Linked DNA regions of Mus musculus: all the other regions are linked to region 2. A link is a contact called in ENCODE Hi-C or POLR2A ChIA-PET data. All regions are on one chromosome and are shown on one strand. Each heading gives the region's core, a stretch centred on a gene start or an enhancer-like site at or near the end of the contact. The rest is flanking DNA. Distances are from core to core; before and after follow the strand shown.

Region 1 (3,713 bases), core at 353-2,852, 110 kb after region 2:
CCACTTCCACATTTACCTGAACCCCTTGCCTTCCCTTGACCAATCCCCCAACATACCTGGATCCTTAGCTACTGTCTCCTCCCTGTCCACCTTCCAGGTCTGTGTTCTGTTCCACAGGTGAGCTGATCTGGATGATCAGTGAGCCTGTACTTGGATTCCTAGCACAGTACTGTGCTCAGTCAATAAAGAGGAACAAAACTGAAGACTGTACAATGATCCCCCAAATGCCATTCAGTGTCAGAATATTGAAAAATATTTAGAAAACATTTTCAGTTAGTCTAGCGTGAACCTCACTTCCAATCACAGCTTCTTGAAAACTTATGGGTAGAAATGAAACTGGATGATTGGAATGAGAATAATATACACTAATAAAGTTCTGAACTTATCATGAACTGAAAATGATGGAAGCCTTTGTAGCTTGATCATGGACTTTTTTTTTCTCTCTCTCTCTCTTTCTCTTTAGGACAGCAGCTTGGCCACTTTCTGACCCAAGGGGCTGGAAATGGCAGTTATGGCCCTAAGAGAAACCTGGGGATGATGCTGGGGTAGGAGGGGAGGCTAGTCATTTCAGTGCCTCCAGGGCCTTAAAACCTGGAAATCCCTTCATTACTCAGTGTTAACAGATTACATTGTTCCAGCTTTAATGACCAAGCAATACTTCAGGACCCACTGTTCTTTTCCAGTACGTCATTTCACATGCTCCAAAGACACTATAAACACCCATCCCTCTGCCTAGCCTTCCAACTCTCTTCCCTTTCAGAGTAGCTGCCATTCTGTTTATCTGCAATATATCTCTTGCACGATGTTTGTTGTGTGGTGTGACTTTGTTGTATTGCTTTTGCTCCTGACTGCAAAGATGCCCTTGCTCTTAAAAATTCCTTACATGTTCCTTTCATTACTGATAGTTAAAACCTCTCCGTAGGTGCCAAGTTCCCAGGTATACAAAGAAATTAGTGTGGACTAATGTAAATTTCAGGAGCGTTGTCCTTTCTATCATAGCAAAATAACAAGAACAAAACAAAAACAACAACCAAACCAAACACGTTTGCCAATATTAACAGATAGTTTCAAATACTCCACTAGAGTACTTCTATAAGAAAAATTTGCCAAGAGAATAAATGGAAAAAAAATCAGTATTCATCAACTTAGTATGGTCTAAAATCTATGGGCAAGGGCAAGACATGAAGAGCAGAATTTTGAGAGCTGTCATTTTTATGAGTAGCCGAGGAAATATCTCACCCCTGTCTGATTCCTTCCCTTTCCCAGCCCCTTAGCTCCTCTAACCTGGTAGGTTACAGCCCTCCCCCACTGGGCTGTGGTTCCACCGGTTGGGCTGCTGCCTGCTGACTCTCCCAGGATGCCCCGCGCGGCACCTGAGGCTCAGGGTAGTTTTTTGCGTCCCCTTGAAACCCTTCTTGTATCCTCTGACTCCAGGTCTGCATCACAAGATTCTCCACGGTGCATGCCAGCGAGTTCCTCGAGGAAGACGTCCTTGCCACTTTTGGGTTTGGCTCCTCAGTCAACTTACCTAGGTTCACTAAAGAACAGTCCCAGCTATCACGCCACTCCTCTAATCCCAGCTCCATTCAACACACTTCCTCCACACAACACACTTCCTCCACACCCATATACTGTCCCCAACGGCTGTTTCCGGTGAGTGGCCCCACCCCCCCGGAGACAGGTCCCTCCCTATCAGTCTCAGGCTGCGGTCCACACAGTTCCAGCTGTCAAGCTTCTCTGAACCCGCTCTCCACAGACTCCCCACAAGTTTGCTGTCAGCGTAGACTAGAACTGGATCTGACAGGACGCTGCACCCGGATATCTGACCACCATACTGAGTTCTGAACCCTTCAGATAAAAGATAGCCTTACACCTCGACTTGACTACCAGCCCGTGAGCGACAAACTTATCCCAAACAATCCCAACACACAAAAATGACAAGTCAAAACCAAATCCTGAAAATTTGACTTGCGGAGAGACATTTAAAGAACTTGGATTTTGAAAAGAAATAGGTGTCTCAAGAAGTCAGTGAATTTATCTTGAGCTGCATGGCTTTCACCACTAGATGGTGGTCTTGCCATTTTCCTAATTCAGAGAGGAGTTTGTCTTCTGTGACTCAAGATAAAAGTGCTTTGAGATAAAACAGACTGTACTAACCCAGCATAATCCCAAAGAATAAACTAAACATTTTCTCTCCTGCCCACGAATAAGCTTAGTCTTCACCCCTTATCAAGAAACTTTTCTCTACTACAGAGACCACTGTAAAAAACTACAGTAATCACAATGCAGAGTTGTGATCATTATGGGGTAGGTCATTATGAATGTTTTGTCTACATTGCCCACTATAATAACTATGATCACCTTGTCTCTGGTGATTCGATGCTGCCACCTGGCCTTTGTTACCTTGGGGCAAAATTAAATCCATTACATTTAATTCATTCAATTGAGTAGCAGTATCTCCAACCCTAAGGTCTGGCACAAGGAAAAGGGCAAGAACAAAACTCTTCAAATGTGCTGTTGCCCCTCTCGCCAGTTTTTGTCCAGAGATACTAAGAGCAACAAGCCAGGCAAATCAGTTTTCTTATTTCCCTCCAAATTGTAGAAAACTTCGTGTACAGGGTCACCTAATTCACACCAGTCACAGTTGATGAATCAAGATAATCAAAGGCATTTGCATATAGTTTCCACCACTGGCCTCCTATATTCTCCAAGCTCCCAGGGGAGAAAGTATCTGGAGAAATTTCAGGAGTTGAAGGTGCCTAGTGAATTAGAAGATGCTGACAAATTATTAAACGGATTCCAGATTCTTAAGACATTCATTCTTATACTTCTGCTCCTCTAGAACCAATCCTGGTACCAACTTGTGTCTTAGTTAGGATTCTCTAGAGTCACATAACTTATGGAATATCTCTATATACATTAAGGGGATTTATTGTAATGACTTACAGTCTGTAGTCCAACTAACCCAACAATGGGAAGCTGTGAATGGGAAGTCCAAGATTCTAATAGTTGCTCAGTCCCATGAAGCTAGTTGTTTAAGCTGGTCTTCTATGGAAGTAGGTTTCAACAGATATGCTGGTGAGTGGTTGAAGAAGAGTGAATCTTCCTTCTTCCAGTGTCCTTATGTAGCCCTCTAGTAGAAGGTGTGGCCCAGATTAAAGGTGTGTACTACCACGCCTGGATCTGGGACTTGCTTTGTTCCAGGCCTAGAACTCTGCCTGCTTCAGTGTCCTGGAATTAAAGGTGGATACTACCTTGCCTGGACCTAAGATTTTCATGGCCACTATGCCTCAAGATCTCCATTTTGAAGATCCAGGTCAGAAACCTGTCTTCCAGCTTCAAGATCTGGATCACAGGTGTGCATTCCATTTCTGAATTGTAGCTCATTCCAGATGTAATCAAGTTGACAACCAGAAATAGCCATCACAGAGGTCAAACATGGCCCTGGGATGGAGAAAAAGAGAATAAATTTTTGCAACTAGGCCAGCACCTCGTCATCTAGGGCTCGGAGTCCATGGACACCGCCAAAGTCCCCAGAGGACTCTCCTCTCAATCTTAGGATCACTGGTGAGTGGAACAAAACATCTGTGCCAATCCAATCGCACAAGACCTGAGACAGCAGAAGGGAAACATAAAACTAGTTTGACCAGGGGCACAAGTCCGTTCTGGCTGGCACCAGCACCGAGTTGGCGGACATGCCCTCAGTCCCCAGA
Region 2 (3,842 bases), core at 152-2,651:
GGTCCTACGTAAGGCTTTGTGGAAATTCTTAAGATTAACAAACCTCAAACAGAACATAACAGGATACGTGATCAGCATGACCTTGCTCTGAGTCAAGTTATTTTTCTGTGTCAGTGACTGGCAGGCATGTTACAGCAACAATCTGAAATAGCTGGCATGCATGGAACAAAATGGCTACAGCTATTCTGAGATGGGGCAGACCTCAACAAGAAGACACATTTTTTTTTCTTTTTCTTAGCTGGCTTTCCTTCCTTGATTGTTTGCTTTCTTCCTTTCTTCTTTCCTTCCTTCATTATTTATTCTCTCCTCCTCTTTTTTTTTTTTTTTTTTGTAATTATTTTTATTGTTTTGTTTTTTGAGACAGTGTCTCACCATATAGCTCTGGCTGTCCTGGAACTCACTATATAGCCTTTGCTCCTGAGTGCTGAGATAAAACGTGAGTGTCACCAAGCCTGGCGCCACTCTTTTCACAATTTGCATCACAGATTGCATACGTTCCCGATGGAAAATTAATAGTAGATAGACAGTTTACTTTTAAAACTTAATTTTTACATCCATACCAGTAAAACTCACAACAAACAGTACAATCAAATTCATTTAAGTTTGCAGGAGTTCCTTTCGTGACTAAAAGCTCATGGGGAATCCACCACATGCCACTTTCTTAAATAGAGAAGTGGTAGAATACGGAAGTTAGTATGGATGATTGTAAATTTCAATAGCTTTGTCCTTTCCGTCATAGCAAAGAGAGCTGCGTTTTCAAATATTAACTGATAAATTCAAATATTCTACTAGATCAGCCAGAAGGTCAATAAAAAGAAATAGTATTATTCCAGTTAATATTACTGAAAATTTATCGACGAGGGTCTGACATCCACAGCACAATTTTGAGAGTCGTTATCCTTATGATCAGAGGGGAAATTGATCCCGCTCTGCTCCCCTCCCACTCCTGCCCATTCCCCAGCCCCGCCTCAGCTCCTCGGACCTGGAAGGTTCGAGCGCCTCCCTCCCTTGTCCCCACCCCCACTCCCACTTCCTCTCCCCCATCCCCCGCTGCTGCCTCTGCCAGCTGCTAAACTGCTGACTCTCCCAGGATGCTCAAAAGGTACCTGCGGTATAGGTAAGTTTTCCGGTTCTGCGAGCCCCGCCGTTTCCTCCATACTCAGGTCTCCACCACGCGATTCCACACTGTGCAGCCGCTCTACCCCTCAACCCCAACCCCAGCTCAGTCTTGTACCGGATTCTTGACACTCCAGACTTTGACTTTTTAGTCCCACTTCCCAAGCTAACACACCTTGCTTCCTAGCTTCCCTGGCCTCAGTCTTCTAATCCCACCCACACTACACCCTTCCTCTACACCCAGCCAATGTACCACATCTTCCATCCTCTATTTCTGGGCGAGTGGGCCCGCCCAGCGGAGACCGGCCCCTCCCACTCTGTCTCAGGCTTCTTTCTGCCACAGCTCTTCCCTTCAGGTTGCTCTGCACAGTCTCCCCACACTCTTGCAGCCAGTCTAGACCAGAACTATATCTGGTAGGACCCTGCACCCCGATATCTGATCCCCATAGTGAATTCTGAATCTTTCAGATGCAAAACAGACAACCTAAGATCCCCATCTCACTATCATCCTCTCCACCACATACTGCATACCAAACAACAGGCTAAATTCGGATGCCAGAGTCCCATCCCCAAAACACAAACATGAGAAACCAAAACCAAATACTTCAATTTTGATTTGGAGAGAGACTTTTCAGGAACGTGGATTTGGGGGAGGGGGGAGGTTGTCTCAAGAACTCAGTGGTCAGTGTTGGGGTCCAGCAGTAGCCCTACATGCCACACAAACCCTGATCTCAGTCAGACAAGGACAGATAATTGGATGCATACCCTAAGACTGATCAGAATTTGGGGGCTGAGCTACAACCACAAACACTTCTCAGGACTGGTTTAAGAATGAAAAAAATCACAATGCGCTCATATGCAGGTGCAGGAAGTGCTGACCTGTGGTTTTCTCTGACCCAAGCTATTTTTGCTAGCCAGACAGAGCAGTTCTATCTGACCTTTATTCTGATTGGTCCTAAGTGGAGCATATAATTTTCAAAGTTCTTAAGATTAACCAACTTCAGAACACACAGAAGATAACAGGGTATGTGGAACACGACCCTGCTCTGAGTCAAATTATTTTTCTGTGTCAATGACTAACTGGCATATTACAGAAACAATGTGAAATAGCTGGCAGGCATGGAACAAAATGGCTACAGCTATGTTACAGGGACAGACCTCAACAGTCAGGACTGAATTCATACTTCATTGAACTTCTTTCACCACTAGATGGCGGACATGTCATTTTAGTAAAGCAGAAACAAGTTTGTCTTCATGATTCCAAAAGTGCTTTGAGATAAAACCTAGAACTAACTCTCTCTCTCTCTCTCTCTCTCTCTCTCTCTCTCTCTCTCTCTCTCTCTCTAGTACAGTGGTGTACGCAGAGAATCTTGCACGTCCCAGATGCAGAAAATAAGTAAGGTTTGTGGTCCCAACCCTAGAAAAGTCAGTTTTACAATCCAATGTCTAGCTCTGAGAAGCATGGAGGAAGAAGAGATGGTTAGGAAATAAGAAGGGAGAGAGGGGGAAAGGCTAAGAATTCCAAGTCTAGAGTTCTCTAGACTCCATACAACTACTGCAATCAGTAACCAAGAGCAGCTGTCCTTGCCTGCACTGGCCCCACACAAGACCACGGTCAATCTAGGAAAGGGAAAAGGCTTTACCTCTCAGGCATTGGCAATGGATAGACTGTAGAAGAAGAATCACTGGCTTTAGTTGTCATCCTGTGCTGAGCACATCAGGCTCCTGAACATAGCTTCAAACCCACAGTCTCACAAATGGCTCTGGTTCATCTTAGTGGGTGCCAGGCAATATGAATAGACATGAACAAAGTGACTGTTGGAACTGTGGACCAGGATAGCAGAGAGGTAGGAGTGAGAATGGGCAGTATTTGAAGTGGGCACAGAAACACACAATGCTGTGATATACATGCATTTTATCTTTGTGTGTGTGTATGTGTGAAATAACTAATAATAAAAAAATCGGGGCATTCATTCATGGTAGACAAGGTTTCTCTGTGTGAACCTGTGCTTAAAGGCCCGTGATAACATACCTAGATCAATTAAAAAAAAATCAGTGTGTAATTTCTTCTTAGTTCTAACAGTATCTGATGGATTTTTTTTTTTTTTTTTTTTTTCAGTTTTGAGGGCCAAGATGGCCTTGAATTCACTGAGATCAGCAGTTCCTGACTCTGGAATGCTAGGATTAAAGGCATGCTCCAACATGTCAGGTTTATTCATTATCTGGCTTAGTATCAGATAATAGAGTCAGGAAGTCTTGATATTTTTGTGTGTGTCAAGAAGTATTAAATATTAGTCTATTTGCTGCTCTTCAAAGTCCTGATAGAATTCTGTCAATTTGGTCCTGGGCTTTGTTTTGAAGATGTCATTTTATAATTGATTCAGTCATATTGCTCCTCTTAGTCTTGTTTATAATATTTGTTTCATGTCATTTATATTTGGTATGTTATATGTGCCTGAAAACTCATACACCTCAACTAGAATATCCTCTCTAGTACAATAGATGTCTTCAGTGTCAGTAGATAGAAGATCCACTTGTTAACTCATTTCTATCAAGTAAATTGTGCCTTTACCTTGGGTAACTATCAGGACCTTATCAACAAGGAAAGACACAAGGACAGGATGAAAGACTCAGGCTCTGAAGGCCAATCTTATCTTTATTTTAATCTTTGGGCAGAGGGCATGGAGAGGCAGAGGCTGGAAAAATTTAGTCTGAAGCCCTCCTGG
Region 3 (3,840 bases), core at 1,184-3,683, 120 kb before region 2:
TTTAATTAGGTATTTATTTCATTTACATTTCCAATGCTATCCCAAAAGTCCCCTAGCTGGCTTATTCTAATTGGTGTAGCAAGTAACCTTTTTAGGCTTTCCTTGCTTTGTATAGGAAGATTAAGTAACCCTTTGGCCTAGTCGCTCACTCTGCCTGCCCTTGTGGTTTTTTAGCAAAGCAACAGTATGTTTTGAACTTATGGATCAGCTATTAACCTCACAGCTATTAAATCATGGCTATCAGAGTCAGGGGAATTTCAGGGACAAGGTCAGGGTGGTTTGTGGTCTTTCTTAGAATTTAGTGTGGGTCAGGGTAGGGGACTTTCTCTGGGAACTGCTATCTTGTTATGGTTATTTTTCTGAGAACAGCTCATTTTGGTTTGGCAGCTGCAGACTTAGTCATTTTGACCGCTATGGTTCTGAACGTCCCTTCAGGGGAGAAGGGGCTGGGTGGTCTTGAACTTTATTTTGGACTCTACATAACATCACTCACATGCACAATCAAATAAATTTTATTTGCCTCCTAGCATTCAATTTTTGTGTAGGAAGAATTGTAGGACAATTCTGAGGTGATTTTGTCTCAGTGGAAGTCTCCAGAATTATTTCTAGTGAAACAGAAAGTGGCAAAACTGATTTCATGTCCCACTTCCACATTCACTTGAATCCCTTGCCATCCTTTCACCAATCCTCCAACATACCTGGATCCTTAGGTACTGTCTCCTCCCTCTCCACCTTCTAGGTTTCCACAGATAAGCAGGTCTGGGTGATCAGTGAACCCTGCACATGAGAAAAAGAGTATTTAGCAAGCACCTTCATTTCTGGCACAGCACTGTGCTCAGGAGATAAAAAGAAAATTCTACGGCGATCCCCCAATTCTCATGCAGTGTCAGAATACTGAAAATATTTAGGAAGCATTTTCAGTTAGTGTAACTTGAACCTCACTTTCAGTCACAGCTCAGTCAAGTCTCAGGGGCACAAATGGAACTGAATGACTGGGATGAGAATATGATACACTAGAGAGGTTCTGAATTTATTATGGACTAAAAAAGGATGGAAGCTTTACACTGTCAAAGATCTCACAATTGCAGAATAACTTGCCTCTTCCTGAGGAGGAACAAGGGAGGCTGGAAGCAAACTGTTCTCACCCACACAAACCAGAGTGCTGAAATTCTGCAACAAGGCCTTCCCAGAAGGGTCCTGACACTGCCTGTTCTTCTGGAAGTCCACAGTCACACCAGTGGCTGAGAAATGACCACAAAATACAAAACAGCAGTTTAAGTCCTTGTCCTGGTGCACACCTTTAGTCCCAAATGTAGGGATTAAAGGCGTGTGCCAATACCACCTGGTTTATAATGCGCAAACTGTGAAAATACTGTGACCTATACCCTCAAATAGCCTACTGTGCCTTTCCAGGTTCTAGGAACTCAGCACAAAAACACGATTTTCTTTTCTTTCTTTCTTTCTTTCTGTCCTTTTGTTTTTTGTTGTTGTTGAGACAGGAGCTCATCATGTAGCTCTGGCTATCCTGACCTCACCAAGCAGACCAGGCTGGTCTCCAACTCTTTGATCTGCCTGCCTCTGTCCTCCCTCCCCCATGCTGGGATTAAAGATGCATGCCAACAAGCCTGGTGCATTTATAGCAGAATATTGCATTTACATCAGGGAGTGCATGTCTCCGAAGGAAAGGTAATGGTGGGTATAGAGTTTACTTTTAAATGTTAATGGTTAAAACCATATCTATGAAACTCGCAAAAAAATATGCTTTTGGATTCAATTACATTTGCAGCCACTCCTTTCATGACTGCTGTCTAAAAGCTCTCAGCAGATGCCAAGTCACCAAGTATGTTCACGGGTATAACAAGGGAGTTAGCATGGATGAATGTAAATTCCAAGAGCTTTGTCCTTTTCACCTAAATAAAGAGAACTGTTTTGCAAGCATCAAAAGATAAATTCAAATATTCTCCTAGACCACTCTACTATGAATATTTTGGCAATCAGGTGAACAATAAAAAACAAATCAGGATTACTTCAGTTCATATGACCTAAAATTGTGTTGACAAGGGAAGAAACCCACAGCAAAACTTCAGAGCTTGCTTCCTTAGGAACAGCAGAGAAACTGATCACAGCCTGGTCCCCTCCCTCCCCTTTCCCAGCCCCTCAGCTTCTCTGACCTGGGAGGATCCAGGGCGGTAGGGAGGCGGGTCCAGCTGCTGCACTGCAGACTTCCCCACCATTCCCCGCGCGGCGCCCACGTCAGCCCCGAGTTTTACCTTCCCCGAAGTCCACCCTGTGTTCTGACCCCAGGTCTGCACCACATGATTCCCCACGGTGCAGGCCTGCTTGCTCTGCACCTGAACAGGTCATTGACACTCAGGCTTTGGCTCTCAGTACAACTACCCAGGCCTCATCAGCCGGTTCCCAGCTTCCGTTTACGTCACCCCCTAACTCCTCCCACTCTGAACACTTTTCTACATCACACACCCGCCTCAACAGGCCACATCCTCACACCCTCTGTTTCCGGGTAAGTGGCCCCGCCTTACGGAGATAGCTCCCTCCCATTCTGTGTCAAGCTGCCTTCCACACAGCTCCAGATGTCAGGCTGAACAGTCTCCCCTCATGCTTGCTGCCAGCCTAGACCAGAAGTGAGAAGTGGACCTGCTAGGAGGCTGTGCACCCAATGTTTGACACACACAGTGAGTTTTGAACCCTTTATATCCAAGATAGCCTGACACCTGGACTTGACAACCAGCCTCTGGGCTACATAGTTCATACCAAACAGCAACAGGCTCTCCCATCCCAACACACAAACATGAGAAGCCAAAATACTGAAATTCTGACTTAGGGAGAGACATTTAAAGAACTTAAGTCAGAGATCTGGTAGCTTTTGCTACCAGCCCAAGGCAGAATTCACCCCGCAGTGTACTGCTTTCACCACAAGAAGGCAGACTTGCCAGTTCACTAACTCAGAAAGACATTAGCCTTCTATGACTCATACTTAAAGTCCTTTGAGAGAAAATATAGAATTTCTTCCTTCTGTCGTTCCTTCCTTCCTTCTTTCCTTCCTTTTTTAATAGAGTGATGGGTGCAGAGACTCTTGACTATCCTGATAGAGAAAATAAGTAAAACTTAAGCCGTCAGCTACACCATCAATCTCTACCTCTGGGGACACCACCAAGGAAGAAGAGGTGGTTAGGAAATAAGAAGGGAAAAAGGAGGGGAAAGGCTAAGACACGACACAGCATTCTCCAGACCATACAACTATTGTAATCAGTAACCAACAGCAGCTGTCTTTATGTGCACTGGCCTCACACAAGACCACAGTCAGTGTAGGTTAGGGAATGGCACACACAACCTCTCAGATGTTGACTATGGATAGATTCATAGATTCTAGAAGAGTGATGTGCCTTTAGCATATCAGGGTCCAGCACACATCAGGCTCCAAACCCACAGTCTCACAAATGGCTCTGGTTCATCTCAGTGGATCACAAGCAATATGAATAGATATGGACACAGTAGAGTGACTGTTGGAATTGTGAACCAGGATAGTGGAGAGGTAGGAGATGAGAGTGGGCAGTATTTGATGTGAGCGCACAAATGCACACACACATTCTGTGTGTATATACATGTATATGTGAGTGTAAAATAGTTAATAATAGAAAGATTGGGAGGATTCATTCATTCATTCATTCAGGACAGGATTTTGCCATGTAAACCTGTTTTTAAAGGCAACAGTTTAAATGATTACATCAGTCTGTAATTTATTGCTTGGTAGCATCAGTATCTTATGGGATTTTTGTTTTTGTTGACTTTGTTGTTGTTTTGCAAGATAAGTTGGCCTTG

What was found. A loop is a pair of places that touch in the nucleus more often than their neighbours do. ChIA-PET counts read pairs that join two places held with the same protein, here RNA polymerase II (POLR2A).
Region 1: a map of left cerebral cortex shows a loop between it and region 2 (9-fold over the local background). The contact joins the promoter of Zfp54 here to the promoter of Zfp52 in region 2. A Hi-C loop is called at or near these places in 1 of 37 maps with a recorded cell type or tissue (left cerebral cortex). POLR2A ChIA-PET finds 5 or more read pairs at or near these places in 1 of 5 experiments (Patski).
Region 3: a loop to region 2 is called in a map of v-Abl transformed pro-B cells, with 2.3 times the contacts of the local background. The contact joins the promoter of Zfp983 here to the promoter of Zfp52 in region 2. A Hi-C loop is called at or near these places in 1 of 37 maps with a recorded cell type or tissue (v-Abl transformed pro-B cells). POLR2A ChIA-PET finds 5 or more read pairs at or near these places in 1 of 5 experiments (Patski).

What each region holds. Positions count from the first base shown.
Region 1 is chr17:21,421,133-21,424,845 of GRCm38, reverse strand. It overlaps Zfp54 (zinc finger protein 54), which reads right to left and starts at 1,602. Exons shown (of 5, transcript NM_001379357.1): 1 at 1,529-1,602.
Region 2 is chr17:21,533,098-21,536,939 of GRCm38, reverse strand. It overlaps Zfp52 (zinc finger protein 52), which reads right to left and starts at 1,401. Exons shown (of 5, transcript NM_144515.2): 1 at 1,107-1,401. 9330136K24Rik (RIKEN cDNA 9330136K24 gene) reads left to right here and starts at 1,062. Exons shown (of 3, transcript NR_131123.1): 1 at 1,062-1,117; 2 at 2,469-2,512. It also overlaps a transcript of Zfp53 not described here.
Region 3 is chr17:21,649,204-21,653,043 of GRCm38, reverse strand. It overlaps Zfp983 (zinc finger protein 983), which reads right to left and starts at 2,433. Exons shown (of 7, transcript NM_001357098.1): 1 at 2,172-2,433; 2 at 1,099-1,241; 3 at 699-777.